2 separate regions of the Homo sapiens genome follow, and region 2 is linked to region 1. A link is a loop called in an ENCODE intact Hi-C map of the cell type or tissue named here. Cell type or tissue: sigmoid colon. All regions are shown on one strand.

Region 1 (8,000 bases):
CACAATTTAAACATCAGTTATACACTGTCATTAGTTTTCCTCTTAAAAAAATCAGTTCCTGGGCTTTTAGATGTGTTTTCTTTTTAAAAAAAATAAGCATCCTTCTCATGGTCACACAATTGGTCCATACTGACACCATTTGGTAACAATCCTATCAAAGATCCACATGTTCTTGCTCTCTTTCAGGCCACTCCATGGCCAGCGGGAGTCTTGAGTCCTCTCTGCGTGTTGTGTGGCAGGAGGCCATGGTCCCGGGACTCTGCCTAGAGCAGGACGGCCTGGGCTACCTCCTTGATGGTGGACGCAGCTCTCTCCAGTTCTTCCTCTGTTTGTTCCACCGTGACCACAACCCGAATGCTGAGAACAGTAAAGGACACAAAGAATTATCTTTGTGGGCCAGGCGCAGTGGCTCACGCCTGTAATCCCAGCACTTTGGAGGCCAAGGCAGGTGGATCACGAGGTCAGGAGATCGAGACCATCCTGGCTAACACAGTGAAACCCCATCTCTGCTAAAAATACCAAAAAATTAGCCAGTGTGGTGGCGGGTGCCTGTAGTCCCAGCTACTTGGGAGGCTGAGGCAGGAGAATGGCGTGAACCTGGGAGGCGGAGCTAGCAGTGAGCCGAGATCGCGCCATTGCACTCCAGCCTGGGCAACAGAGTGAGACTCTGTCTCAAAAAAAAAAAAAAACCAAAAACAAACAAACAGAAAAAAGAATTATCTATGTGAGGTGAGGAACTGCACTCACAGTCAACCATATATGGCCTGAGAGCCAAATCCACTGCCTATTTTTGTAAACAAACCTCTCCTGGCAGTCCTCCCAATAGGCCTGTCTATTCATGTACCTGCTGCCCACAGTCACTTTCTCACTACTGTGGCAGGTGGGTTGCTGCGGCAGGGAATCTGCAGCCTGAAGGCCTCGGCCTACACCACACCAGTGCACACCCAGTCAGAGTGAGTTTCCGTGGGCTCTGCCTCAGAAGCTGGGAAATAGCATCCTGTCCATCATGTACTGCTTCAGGCAGTGCCAGGCACAAAGCAGGAATTCCATCCTTCTCAAATCAACGACAGTTTGATTGTTCGTATTTATGTCAATAGCAATGTGAAAGCTCTGTAATACTCTAAGGCATGGCAGAAATTTTCAAGTTTTCAGGAAATCAAAGAAATAATAGCTTGAAAGGACAATGCTACCTCTGTCCCCCAGAGTTCATCTGTAAACATCTGTTTCATGCATTTGACACATATTTATTGAGCTGTACTATGCTGTGCATGGAGTCCTGAGGGCACAAAACCAGCACGGCTCCCGTCCTCATGCACCTACGGTCTTACTAACAAGTAAACGTAGGATGTAGGATTACACCTTTGGATGAGTGCAATAAAAAATGAAGGGGGCAGCCCAGGCTGGAGTGCAATGGAGTGATCTCAGCTCACTGCAGCCTTGACCTCCTGGAACCAGGTGATTTTCCCACCTCAGCCTCCCAAGTAGCTGGGACCACAGGCGTGCACCACTATGCCTGGCTAATTTTTACAGAGATGGGGTTTCACCATGTTGCCCAGGCTGGTCTTGTACTCCTGGGCTCAAGTGATCTGCCCACCTCGGTCTCCCAGGTGTTGAGGTTACAGGTGTGGGCCACTGCACCTGGCTGAAAAGGGCAGGCTCCTTAAGGTGCTTTGAGCTGCTACCAGAGTGATCTTCCAAATCCTGGTCTGGCACTGTGGGCCGGCAGAGCATTCAAACTCCCCAGTGGGCTCTCCTGCAGCCTCCCTGACTTGGCACCTGGCCTCAGGACCCTTCTCTCCAGCTCTTCTGCGGCTTGCACTCTGTACTCCCAGATGAACCTGGAGGTCTCCAAGCCACTGAAAACCCTGAGCAAAGCACACACCACCTCATCTGATGGAAAGCCACGATGCCCACAGGATGCCCGACACACACACTTCTCTAGTTTTGGTGTAGACATCGCCTGCTCTCAAAAGCCTGAGCAATGCCCCAGGGCAGAACTGACCATGTCCATGCCCCCTGCTGTGACTGCCTGGCCCAGTGCTGTGGTGGGATGGCCAACTCCTTGGACTACCTCGTATATGCTTTGTGAACAGAATCCAGTCTCCTTAAAAGTAAGACATTAGTCTTTCACTTTTGGTGTTTTTTCTTGATGCTGTACATTTTCCCCACTGTTGCTTGTTTTTTCTCAAATGTTACTGAGTGTTGCTGACTGAAGGAGCAGCAGAGGCGCATGCCCACCCCCACCCCACACTGCCGATCTTCCCTGCAGGACGGTCCTTGTGGCAGGAACTCCTGGTGTGGCATGTGCCACCTTTCAGATGTGGCAGATATGAGCTGATGGAAACTCAGTTTGCCCAAGTTCATTGCTGGGCTCCCAGACATTTCTCTGAGTTAACTGAGAGGGTACTCAGTGAGTCCTTGGGAGCTTTTCAGTTAAAATTTTAGAAACTTCTAGTTTAAGAGCAGAAGACAGGTAATGTACTATATTTTAATGACAGATATTCTTCCATAGCCTATGATAGTCTTTCAAAATTTTTCAAAAGATAACGTATTTCATAGAGCTCAGAGTAGGGGAAAAAAATAAGGTCATATTTTAACGTCAACTGACCTGGGAGGAGGGAGACACTTCTCTTCTTTCTCCAAGTAGCGCGCCTGAGTTAATGCAATACTTCTGTTCATGCACTGTAGGAAGAAAAAGAAGACATCTGCAACCTGGACTTCAGACATGGTGGTAATTAAACTGGGGGAACGCTGAAATCCTGCAACGGTAGCTTTAATTCACTTTTCCAATTATAATTGCTAGAAGATATCACCAAAATACTACACCACCACCTTGGCAGCACTGTCCACAGAACTTTCTGCAATGACAAATACCTCTGTTGTGTAGTGCCCAGCAGTCGCCATGAGCCCTGTGTGCCTGCTGAGCACACGGAGATATGGCTGGTGCTACTGAGAGGTCACAGTTGCACCTTTTCTTATTTCCACTTAGTTTAAATTCAAACAGCCATAGCTAGCTAGTGACTACCATTTAGACAAAGCAGAGTTAGCACATGAGGAAGTGGTGCGAGCAAAGTCCTGCAGGCTGGACTTATGACCACCACCACCAGTAGAACTGCGTCAGAGAAAAACCACTGCACTTCAGATATTAGCAAAAACGATGTCCACATGTGGCATCTGGGCATGGTGCCACTGGGCACTGCAGAATCTGGCGTTAACAAAGTTTTACCCAGCTTTCCTATATATTAACCATCTGTCAACATTAAGAAAAAATGAAAACAATCTCTACTAAAATAAAGAAAGCACAAACACCAGAGCAAGGTAATAGGCTACAGGGGTTTCTTTCTGGAGTGATGAAAAAGTTTTGGAATGAGATAGTAATGGTTGCACAACCTGCTGAATGTATGATACTAAAAGCCACTTAACGATATACTTCAATAGGGTGAATTTTATGGTATGTGGTATGTGAGTTATATTAAAAAAAAATAGCAACAGAGCAAAGGGCAGTGTAAAGGAAAGAACAATTATTCCATGTCTCTGGCAGTAAAAGTATCTGCCTGAAGAGGGGTCACGTCGTAGGCTGCGAGGAAGAGATGGAAAAACCATACTAGGCAATGACAACAGCCTCCCGCTGACTCTAGGCTCTGGAAGTGTACTTGGAAAAGTGAACTCCTGCAAACATCTGGACTGGCTCTGTTTCTAGCCCTGGCTGGTTAAGAGACATTATAAACAATAGCTCAGTTTGTAAAAACAGTGTCCTGTTGAGCAACTCAACATAAACTTGGCAAAGCCTCTCAGATCTACAAAGCTTAAATAAGAGTTACAGCAGCATGGTTCTTTTCTTTCCTTCAAATATTGAAAAGATGAGGGGAGTGGAACAAAAGATTCGGAAGATTTTAAAAATGGAAGCTGTGATGATGCACAGAAGCGGGAAGATATATGTATTTTTTCTATCAATGAAGTTTCTAGATAGTATTCTGTTCCCTACCCCAGATTGTTCTCTTCTCACTCAACTCTCAAGAGGATTTCCTTAAGAGAGCCAGTATCAAACCAGGCCCACAGACAGGAGTTTGGGATCTGTGAGCTGTCCACAGACTTTTCGTTTCCTCTTTCATTACGTGGCTAATTCCTGTAAGCATGGTATTTTAACACCGAGTTGCTTCATTCGCACGTCCTCCTCTGCGTCTCTTTGGTACAAAGCAGTAGTAAGACTTTAGCTGTTGCTATCTAATGAAAAGAGAACAGAGGTGGATTTACTATGCAATGAATACACTGGCATCTGAAGGAGGCAACTGTCCCTCAACATGAAGCATGTGTGGACAACTGTCCTGATGCAGTTCGAGAAGAGACTCAGTGAGAACGGCGGAGCCATTACTCAGACCCAACACCAGCGCATGCAGCTCATGAGCCTGCTCTGTGAACACAGCTCTCAGCTGTCCCGCTGGGGCAAGTCCATTGAAAAAAACAAATTCACCTGCCTCATGAAGGTAATGAAATGAATGGGAATTTTACTGGCTTGTCCATTTAGTTTGTATTTAATGTATAAATGCGTTTTAGTTTTCCATTTGTATGAGAACTCTAATCACAAAGATGTCATACTTAGTTTTGTGTTTGTCTGTATTTAAGGAACGTTACAATACAAACAATGAGGCAGTAAAGCAGGCAGTGGGATGTTTTTCCCTGTCTAGAGAGTCTTCATGTCCACAGAGTTGTGCCTGAGGGGACATCAGCTGCATTTCCTCACCTCACAAGATAAGTAGCTCCAGCCTGATCATTCATAATCTGACATGTTTCCTTAGGAAGCTCAGATCCTGGGGCTTTTTATTTATTTTTTAATGTAATTGACTCTAGAAGACCACAAATTTTATGAAGTTCTCCACAAATCTGTTATTCCAGATTACGTGGCTCAAACATTTGGGACATAGGACAGCTGAAGCCAGCTAGGCAGCAGAGGCTGCCTGCACACCCGGTCTGTATACTGCACAGCCATGTGGCCTAGAAGAGCCTGCCTGAGAGGCTGTCTAGGCGGATGAGGCTCAGGACAGGGCCTGGCCTAGGAAAGGCACATGACAGGTGGTAGCTGCCATTATGACCCCAGAAACCTAGTAGCATTGCTCATAGCTACAGCCTCTGGACAAGGAAGCAGAATCATGCCCATTTTCATTCTCAAATACATACTAGGTATATGTCAGATTCTTCTCAAAGGAGCAGCAGCAGCCCACATAAAAGTCCAGATTCTTCTGAAAGCAGATGTCCAGCATCCCAGGACTTGGAAGAGGGGTGCAAGGTGGGTGGCATCCCACTGCCCGTCCTGAGTCCTTCCTGCCCAGGTTATTCCGCTGCTCTTCCTCCCCCTTTTAAAGAAACTTCTGTTGGCTCTGAACCACTGTAAACCCGCGTGCCCAGGGCAGGAAGCACTCTGGAGGGGTAGTGCTACTGGATGAAAAGGGGCAAGCAGTTTTCCCTGGTGATGTGTTTCTTAGACAATTAGTAGTAAAATAACTTTTGGAAGATAAAGAAATTTAAATAAATCTCCCCAAATTAGGTATGTTATAAAAAGCGGTCTTCCTTTCCGTTTACAAGAGCATCCTGACTTCAGGGTGACTGTGAGTGGACTGTCCCTGAGCTGTGCTGCGGGGACAGCCAGCCGTCCAGGAATGTGTGCTATGCCCACACACAATGCCTCCCCCAACTACACATAGGAAAGCCTGGCTTTGTAAAATGGTGAGCAAGTGAGTTTTCTGCAAGGCTAATTTTTCAGAGGAGAGGCCAAGTATATTTAAATGCAAAGTGGTACAAAACACAATATCTTTGGAGGGAGCCACACATTGACCCAATGGGAGGGCCTGCTGCCTGTTACCATGGCCAGAAGCTAGGAAGGACCTGGAGGATTAGGATTCCATGTCAAGAGCGGGTCACCAGCATCTTCCTTTCTACCCTCTTCTCTCTCAGGGCAAAGAGACTTTTCTTAAAAATTTAACATTAAAAAATTGCTTGGGGCAAGGGCAGAAGTGGTGTGGGGGGATGCCTCAAGTCAACGGATACTTACTTGATCTACAATTTCCTGAAGCAGTCTGACATCTTGCTCGCGAGACCCAGTGCTCTCTTCCAGTTGTAGGTGAAAGGCTGGAGAAAGGGACTCCCCCACCACTTTTAATCCAGAAATGCTGAAGAAGGGAAACACACACACAGCTGTAAGTCCCTTCCAGGCTTGAAGATCGCTCACGGAGAAATAATGTTAGAAGTCCACAATGTCAAGGCACAGTGAACGTACAGAAGCTTGCGACTGATGGGAAGCATCATTCCAATTCCAACAAAGAAAGGGAAACGAGGCACTCTGGGCAGTGCTTCCTCATCTAAAAAAGTCTGCCTGCAATGTGGCTTCCTGAGTGCAGGACCGGGTCTCATGGCCCCAGCCTCCCACCAGGGAGTCTGTGCCTCCTTACAGGCCCTCTGGGCCCCACCTTGGCCTGTCATTCCCTTGCCATGTGCTCCCTCGCCCCCAATGTTTGTTCTTCCCTGTGTTGGCTGCATGTGCCAGGGCCCAGCTCCAGCACTGCCTGCTGCTGGGGCCTTCTTCATCACCCACTTTAGGGAAGGCTCTGCTCCATCATTTGCTATTTTTCATCCTGTCTGGATCCTTCACAAGCTACTCACTACAGTTTATGTTATGCTTCCTTGCTTATTATCTATGTCTTCAGTTTTTGTCTCTCATAAATTACAGGGATGATTTCTAACATTAACAACATTATACCCCATCTCTACAAATAAAACAAAAACAAAAACAAAAAACAAAAAATTGGCCGAGTGTGGTGGCTTGCGCCTGTAGTCCCAGCTAGTTGGGAAGCTCAGGTGGGAGGATCGCTTGAACTCAGGAGGTCAAGGTTGCAGTGAGCTGAGATTGTGCCACTACACTCCAGCTTGGGTGACAGAGCAAAACTCTGTCTCAAAGAAAAACTCAACAAATACCAAACATACCTTATATTTTGACTAACAGCAATATGTTTAGATAGAAAAACGTCCTTATTTGCATGTTAAGTTTTAGATTTTACTTGGATTAAAATTATTTTCTTTTTACTTAGGATTAATAGCACAAAAATCTGTAGCTTCTCAAGGAGAAAGATAGATCTTTAGGGGCCAAATCCTGTATTTTTAAATTAAATTAAATTTAATCCTGTATTTTTACTACAGCTGCCATGAGATGCTATGTCATACTACTATTATTATTATTATTATTTTTGAGATGGCATCTCGCTCTGTCACTCAGGCTGGCTGCAGTGCAGTGGCACGATCTCGGCTACTATCTAGTCAGGTTCATTTAAAGTCTATTTTATCCTATAACAACAAATATTATTTGACTTTTGACCTACCTCCTAGGACACAAATGTGATATATGTCTATTTGAAACTGAGCTAAACATTTTAGATTCCTTTCATTTAGTTTGTTTCACCTAAAACGATTTGTTTTTCCCTCAGAATGAAATGACAATAAAAAGTACTAGGTAGCACAATGGCATCTTCCCAGTTTAGGACTCAACAAGCCTTTACAGAATGACTACTGTGTGTTACAATAATGTGAATTCTGGAAACTCATCTGACCTGGCCTTCCAATCACCCTTGGAACATTATTAATTAGCGTCTCCTTTCTTTAAATATAAATATATCATGCTAGATCTCTCAATAAAGCAGGCTACAGGTCTGAATCATGGAATCTTGAGCATGTGGAATGTGGGGGAACCTTCTAGATTAGTTCTTTACTAATGTAGAAACTAAGCAATACACTTTGAAAACCCATTTCCTGTGTAAATTCTGACCATGTTAAACGCATATATCAAGTATCTTTTTTTTTTTAAAGGTCATGTATTCTCACAGTATTAAAAAATTGCTTTCAGTCAGGTGTGGTGCCTCACGCCTGTAATCCCAGCACTTTGGGAGGCCAAGGCAGGTAGATCACCTGAGGTCAGGAGTTTGAGACCAGCCTGGCCAACATGGTGAAACCCTGTC
Region 2 (8,000 bases), 140 kb before region 1:
TCACTTTGCACAACTGAAACTCTGTACCCATCAGAGGGTGTTTTTTTTAGCATAAAACTAAGTCACAACATTCCCCTGCTGAAAGCCTTCCAAAAGCTTCCCAATGCACACAGGATGAAATCCAAGTTCTCACTGTGGCCTACACAGCCCTTGTGACTGGTCCCTGCTCCCCAACTCCAGCCCCGTCACTCTCCCAGCACCCACCTCTAGGTTCACTGGCCCCTGCTCTTCCTTGAACACACCAAGCTTGCTCCAGCCACGGGGCCTTTGCACTGGCCACTCCCTCTACCAAGAAGTCTCTTCTCTCAGACATGCCAATGCTTGGGTCCCTTGTTCCCCACCTTCGTTTGCACAAGGGGCCTCAGCCTCATCTGATCTCCCCTGGCATCATAACATGTGTGTCTGCTAACTGATTAACACGGATTTTAGATTACCATTGAGGAGAAAAACATAATGAGCTTAAACTTTAAGGGGAAGGGAGCATATAAATTCCTATTTCTTGGTGTCCAGTGAGGCAATTTCTCTAATGGGAACCAGAAGCAGAGAGAGTAAGAAACATGCTGATGTGAGCAGGCACATTCGAGGTATAAGAAACTGTCAAGTGATTATTCACTTCTGTTGGCTGTGCAAAAACACAATGAGTTTAAACTGAACATTCTCACAGAGAACTTGTGAGTGCCCAAAATATGCCCAGAACTATAGTTTTAAACATCAGATGCCCTGGGCATTTCCATTGTTATTCTTGAGAGTGGAGGGGAATTCTGTCCTTTCCAGTTCCTTCAGTATGCTTAATTATTTCTCCCCTGAAAGTTCCTCCTATCCAAAACACTGATGACACCAAATGCTGGGAGGATGTGGAGCAACAGGAGGTCCCATTCACTGCTCATGAGAATGCAAAATGGTACGGCCACTGAGGAAGACAGTTTGATGGTTTCTTACAAAGCTAAACACACTCTTACCCTATGTTCTAGCAATCACACTCCTTGGTATAAGGAGATGAAAACTTATGTCCACACAAAAACCTGCACAAGGATATTTACAGCAGCTTCATTCATAATTGCCAAAACTTGGAAGCAGATGTCCTTCAGCAGGTAAGAGGGTACACAAATTGTGGTACATCTAGTGGATGAAATATTCAGCACTAAAAAGAAATGAGCTATCAAACCATGAAAAGAGATAGAGCAAACTTAAATGCCAATTGCTAAATGAAAGAATCCAATCTGAAAGAACTACATACTATATGATTCCAACTATAAGACATCTAGAAAAGGTAAAACTATGGAGTCATGTGATTGCCAGGGATTGGGGAGGAAGGGATGAATAAGTGGAGTACAGAAAATTTTTACGGCATTGAAAAATATCTGTATGATACTATCATGGTAGACACATATCATTTTACATTTGTTCAAACCCACAGAACATACAGCACCAAAAGTGAACCCTAAGGTAAACTATGGACTCTGGGTGATAATGATATATCAATATAGGTTCATCAACTGTAGAAAACACACCACTCTGGTAGGGGATGTTGGGCAGGTTACAGGGAATATGGGAATTCTCTGTTCCTTCATCTCTATTTTGTTGTGAACCTAAAATGTTCTAAAAAATAAATCTATTTAGGCCAGGCACGGTGGCTCACGCCTGTAATCCTAGCACTTTGGAGGCTGAGGCGGGCGGATCACTTGAGGTCAGGAGTTCAAGACCAGCCTGGCCAACATGGTGAAACCCCATCTCTACTAAAATACAAAATTTAGGCGGGCATGATGGCAGATGCCTGTAATCCCAGCTACTCGGGAGGCTGACACGGGAGAATTCGCTTGAACATGAAAGACGGCGGTTGCAGTGAGCCGAGATCGCGCCACTGCACTCCAGCCTGGGCGGCTGAGCGAGACTCTGTCTCAAAAAAGAAAAAAGAAATACATAAATCTATTTAAAAAAATGACTCTACTCTTAATTGGTAATTCAGGCATTTGGTGATACAGGGAAGCCAAGGTCCCTCCATGTCACCCGCGTGCCAGTACCTCCCACCAGACACCTGTGGCAGCTGAGACTGCTTGTGTATCAAGAAAACTTGAGCCCATGTCACAATCTTTCAAAAATATTCAAACAGCCTCCATCTTTGACAAATGCCCAAGGTTAATGTTGCAAAAAAGGATGAAATCCATAGAACACATTACTGGAAAAGTTTTCCAAAATCTGTCTTCCTTCCTCTAGAAGAGAAATTCACGCAGTGCATACAATATTGTGAAGATGAAAAAGCAGCATCACCCTAGACCATCTCTCCTTAGACTGCGTGTCCTTCCTTGCCAGTGCCGCTCCACTGGGTATATTTGTAGCCCTGACTCTGTCTTGGCTGAACATCAAAGATGCAATCTTGGTTCCCCCGCTTCCCCACAATGCTGTCCTCATCCAGTTTATCTTCAGAAACACCACTTTAAAAACAACAGAATTAATTCTCCTCAGATCCCTATTTCTCCTCACAAGGTGATCAGATTCCAGGTTTTTCCTTCGGCTTCTGGAAAGATCTCACCATATCCGGATTTTGCGCAGCCAACAGAAGTGTGAATAATCACTTGACAGTTTCTTATACCTCAAAAGTGCCTGCTCACATCAGCATGTTTCTTACTCTCTCTGCTTCTGGTTCCCATTAGAGAAATTGCCTCACTGGACACCAAGAAATAAGAGACTTATCTGCCCCCTTCCCCTTAAAGTTTAAACTCATAAACTAGATGGGAGAAATGTTCACATGTATGTTGTAATCCCTTTTAAACTTACTTCTAAGGGCACTTTTTTTTTCATTTGGGCTTAGAACTGATTAAACAAAACAATGTTCTGTCCAAACCTGCATTTTTCTTATTACTTTCTAATCATTTTACCACCAACATAAAGGCCTGTTCTTTTCCAACACTGGGCTCTTTAATCATTCCTGACAGGCCTCTGCTTTCTGCTTGGCCAGGCCCCAGCAAACACCGTTGGGCTCCACCGCCCTCGGCTGCTCTCCCTAAGTCCTCTCTGCCCGGTAACACAGCTCATTTAAAGAGCGAGTGGGAGCAAAGGGAAGGAAGGGGAAGGCCCATGCTCCTCGTGAAAGCTCCTCTTCCGTGTTCGGTGCAATGCAGCACTGGCAGCTGGATGCACACGTAGACCCCGTAAGTGCATAGGAAGCACGGGTGGGTTGTGGAGCCCCACCCTTCCCCACACAGCACTGTGATCAGAATAACTGCTCCCAAATTAAGGGAAAGGCTGGGAGTTTTCGAGTCCCATTAAACTTGATAGTCAAGCTACTTATTAAAATTAGCAATTAAACTTATACAATTTAATTTTCAAAGTGAAATCAAACATGGTCTCTTGTTTTAGGCCAAAATAATCCCAAAGGGGAAGCAGGGAAGACATGCCTATCCCACTTGTACAGAGGAAAGAAGGTGATCCAGGTCTTCTGGCATGTTCTCCTCTAAGGCATTGCCAAAAGTTATGTGGTTAGTAAACGTTATAATAATAGTCTCATGGGGTTGGTGATAATGTCAATAGTTAGTACAACCTTCCATGGCTTTAGGAAAATTTTGTCATAAGAACAAAGTGATACTGGGTGATGCTCTGACCAAAGAACAGGATTTGGAAGTGGGTGGGGGGGTATTCCAGGTGGGGGGAACCACCTGGCCAAAGGTGTGAAGGCGAGCCTAAGATGTGGGGTGAGCTTGTGGAGCAGAAGACAGGTGGGCTGAGGACAGGCTTCCAGGCCCAGGGGCATCTCACAAAGGGGCCTGGGGAGGCTGCCTCACTCCAAGCCTCACCCTTCTTTCTAAATAAAAACACTCAAGAGAAATAAGTGGGATGTCCACACCAAAGTTCCAAAGGCAGCCCAGGCCCGGTCACCAAGACTTCCCTCCCTGAGGACGGGTCTGCTTCTGAGGGAGTCCCTGTGTGTATCATTGCATCCACCTGAGGATGTGTGGTGAGGAAGGTGGACATGTGGACAGAGAGTGCAGTCCCCCTGCCTGGAGCCACAGAAGGTGAGACTGAAGAGGAAGGGAGAAGGAGCACCAGACGGGCCACCCACAGGCTCCATCCTGACCTTGCCACGGCGGGGTCCACACACCCCGAGAACCCCTCGGGCCACACCCCTGGGCCTCTCTGACTCCCACAAGCCTGTCTACAATCACTGATCCCCTCATGGTCACCGGTTCTGGAAAGAAAGTCTCAAGTGGCTTTGCCAATTTAGTGAAGCATCCGTTATCTGGTTCCTTCTCTGCAAATGAGTCTTGTGTCCAGAGCCTTTCTAACCACTTCCATCCCAAACTTCCCTCGGAGGAAAGGTGACCTGTGGCCAACTAAGAGCCCAGAGTGACGACAGCTGTCATCTGGATAACACCATGTGGCTGGCACTGTGCTTAGTGCTGGGTGCATATCCCATGCCCCAAACCTCACAAAACCCTGTGGGGAGAGAAGTGGTGTCCCCGTTTCAGAGATGGACATTTGAGACCCAAGATACTAAATGATCTGCCCAAAAAACACACTGGAGAGCCAGGATTACAACCCCAAGACGTCCTACAGAACCCCACCCCTTTATTCATGACAACTTTATGGAGGTGTGATTTATACATGACAAAGTGTTCCCATTCAAGGGCAAGACAAACGTACAGCCAGGTGGCCAGCACAACACAGAGCCCCACTTCCCCAGGGAATGAGAACAATGAGGAAATGCTAGCAAGGAGGGCATCTGCCCAGAGATGCCCGTAAATCACCAACTCTCACAGGACTTTAAAAGGACAATCTTGTTTGCAAAGCTGAATTTAGATTACCCTTCTCCTGACTATTAGTCACAAGGCTGACTCCAGCCCCAGTGCAGAAGGAGACGCAGCACAGAGCAACACATGATGGCAGGCAGGCCCGGCTGCCTCCAGAACGGGCATGACCAGGTGCTTTCCACGCTTGGCACACAGCTGAGCAAGGCCACAGTAACTCCAGGAAACTGGAAGAAGCCTCAGACACCCGATGCCACGTGGCCTGAGCATCTTCTTGGTCTTCACTCTGATACTGTTCTGATGAAGCAACAGCAGAGGCTGCTTTCCAAACAGAGAGGGCAGCGGAAATGGCAGCCCGCTTCAGCACGTGTGTCAGGACAAACAGCCGCCAAGAGCTGCCTGAGCCCACCAGGTGGCCTCTTCCTGTTCCGCTGACTCCGGCCTGACCTCTGTCCTCCAGAAACACATGGACCGGAAAGGGCCCCCAGGGGGTGCGGGGGATGGCAGAGCAGGAGTGTATCTTGGAGAAAATGCACAGGAACTCATGAGGCAAATAGGTGGCATTATCTGCTGGGAGCCTCTGCAAAGGGCGACTGCAGACACCAGGCCACAGCTGAGGCTGGGCAGTTGTGCAAATATTTGGGGAGCAGCAGACAGAGCAGGACCCAGCACTTATACCATGTGTGGGGCCCCAGGTCAATGTCCCCTGCTTGGCCTCTTTCCTCTTCTGTCAAAGGAGACTATGGAACCCTGTGTCCCTCCTGTGTGCTGCATGTGAACACCACCCTACCAGTCCCGGTGCCTTCAGGTGCACACATGGGGTAAAGAGGTATAGGCAGATACACCTGGGGAAAAAGGTCTGCTTAAGAGCTGAGCAGCAGGAGAGCTGGGAACTGGCACTGAGCAGGTGGGCAGGAGAGAACAGAGCCTCCTCCGTCCCCAAGGAGAAAGATGGGGAGGAGGGGGCAGCTGGGACCAAGTTCCTCAGAGTTCCCCACGCTCTGCCTGACACCTCAACCCTTAGACACACACACCAGGAATCTACACACAAGCACACACATATACACTCACACACAAACGTGTGCACACAACACATGCGCCACAATCCCCACATGCACTCACACGTACGCACACGTACACATACACCAGGAAACTGGTCGCAAACACACACACACAGGTGCACTGTGCATACACACACATACACATTACATATGCAACACATCTGCACACTCGAACACATACATCCACCAGGAAACTAGGAATATGAGACCCAAGTTTATTAAAGTATAAAATCTACATTTGACCTGTGAATGCAGGCTTGATAATTTAGTAAAACATTAATCGATAAGTACCTAGAGACCAAAAGAATGCCAGCCTGGAACCCACTAGATGCACTCACCAGTAAGATAAGTTTTAAAGCCTGCAAACTGACAGACAGCAAGTCAGCAGGGCTCCAGATAAGCCTCCCTCCAGTGCTGGGCAGGCCCCCAGATAAGCTCAGGATGCAGCGGGTCCCCCAGGGCCGCCAGGGGGTGGGGGGCAGGGCCCCAGCAGCCTCGCATCCAGAGGCCCAAGCGCAGAAGCAGAAGCAAACTGGACGCCGCAAGGGGCTGCAGGAAGGGCAGACGGCAGACGCAAGTCCTCCAGCTGCCTCCCGCACAAGATGGTCAATGACAGCGGCTGAGAGGCACAGCAGGCAGCCGACCCTGGCGCAGGCCCCCCCACGCAGGGAACGGTGGCGGCGCGGGGCAATCCTCCGGCTGCCTGGAGCAAGAGAGGCTGGCAGGGACACGAGGGCGCCGGGCCTGCACGTGGGACCCGCAGGAAACAAGAAATGAGGAAGGCACCGCGTGGCATCCAGAACATTCAAAAGCAGCCAAGGAGGCGGGAAAACGACAAGCTTCTGGAAGAGAGTGCTGACAGTGAACCAGGACAGGCCCCAGGAGAGGACTCCTCGCGGGGCACGTCGGTTCCATGGACTGGGGGCAGCTGGGCCGCCAAGGCCACTCCCACCTAGAGTCAGCACTTGTCACAAAACCACAGGCTTAAAAGTCCTTCAAATTGTCAGGACCATTAGACCCACTTCACACCTCAATTCTGTGCAAACAGAGGCATAGGTTCCAGCTTGAAGGGAAAAAAATAATAAGCCAAGAATGCACATCTGTTTTTAAGAAGGAAATCCATTATTAATTAAAAAGAGCAACTAGGAAGCAAAGTTCTGGGAACTGAAACACACATCGTTTAATCAGATACTGGACTATAAATCCCTTTTCTGGGCAGATTGTTTTTTAAGCTGAAGGGTTTTTAATGTGTACTACGAGGAAGCTGCACAAGGGGCCCCTCAGCTCAGCCAGACTGAATCCAGAGCCAGGAAGGTCGGGCAGAATCCCCCTCCACTCCACCATCCTTCAACTAGAGAAAAGAACTGTCTTGTAAAACTGTGTTACTTGACAGCCCAACTATATTCTTCTGAAATGCAAACTATACTATAAATAGGTATACTATGTTACATGGTATGTATAACACATAAATTATACAGCATATTTAGTATAAGTTAGACTATCTCCAACTGTACCCATGGGAAATGCAAATCTGCATGTCAGTAGTTTGTGAATGTTTCTGATACCTGTGGGATATCATGAAACACCAATAACTAGGAGGTAGTGATAGTTTACTAGTTGCCTCAAGTATAATCAAACCAACAGTGTCCTTCCTCACTGGCTTATCTTCCCACCCACTTAGAACTAAGATCTTTGTTTTCCAACAGGAGAAAAGGCTCACGTCATTTCAAATGTGGGCTCAGTACATTATCTGCCTTCTACAGGGGGTTAAAAATAAAAGTGCTCTGGGATGGGTGTGGTGGCTCATACCTGTAATCCCAGCACTTCGGGAGGCTAAGGCAGGCGGATCATCTGAGGTGAGGAGTTTGAGACCAGCCTGACCAACATGATGAAACCCCATCTCTACTAAAAATACAAAAATTAGCCAGGCATGGTGGCATGCGCTTGTAATCCCAGCTACTCAGGAAGCTGAGGCGGGAGAACTGCTTGAACCCAGGAGGTGGAGGTTGCAGCGAGCCATGATCTCACGAATGCACTCCAGCCTGGGACTCCATCTCAAAAAAAAAAAAGAGTGCTCTGAAAAAAAAAAAAGCAAAAAATAAAAAGGAGCTTTGTTTATTTTTCCATAGCTACTGTGTGAGGAAAAGTCAGTTGTACCTTTGCCAGGTGTAGGTGGGGGGGCCTACCCTCAATTCTG

What was found. Hi-C counts contacts between places; a loop is a spot of excess contacts. Peaks named below come from ENCODE experiments on the same cell type or tissue, not always from the same donor. Only the 100,000 strongest peaks of a DNase experiment are listed, where the experiment ranks them.
Region 2: it touches region 1 in a loop (2.8-fold over the local background); 1 of 110 quality-filtered maps calls a loop at or near these places.

What each region holds. Positions count from the first base shown.
Region 1 is chr9:92,032,202-92,040,201 of GRCh38, forward strand. It overlaps SPTLC1 (serine palmitoyltransferase long chain base subunit 1), which reads right to left. Exons shown (of 15, transcript NM_006415.4): 13 at 6,047-6,164; 14 at 2,609-2,682; 15 at 1-357. The coding sequence ends at 264. Among named protein-coding and RNA genes, the nearest start is that of SPTLC1, 79 kb to the right of the region's middle. In sigmoid colon, no CTCF peak of the experiment used is centred here; DNase peaks (open chromatin) are centred at 3,130, 3,640, 4,110 and 4,998; H3K4me3 peaks cover 693 bases; H3K27ac peaks cover 2,025 bases.
Region 2 is chr9:91,893,944-91,901,943 of GRCh38, forward strand. The region is part of intron 1 of ROR2 (receptor tyrosine kinase like orphan receptor 2); the gene reads right to left. Among named protein-coding and RNA genes, the nearest start is that of ROR2, 52 kb to the right of the region's middle. RefSeq lists enhancers at 581-1,163, 4,529-5,143, 5,004-5,298, 5,144-5,757. In sigmoid colon, no CTCF peak of the experiment used is centred here; DNase peaks (open chromatin) are centred at 2,988, 4,928, 6,618 and 7,991; H3K27ac peaks cover 2,271 bases.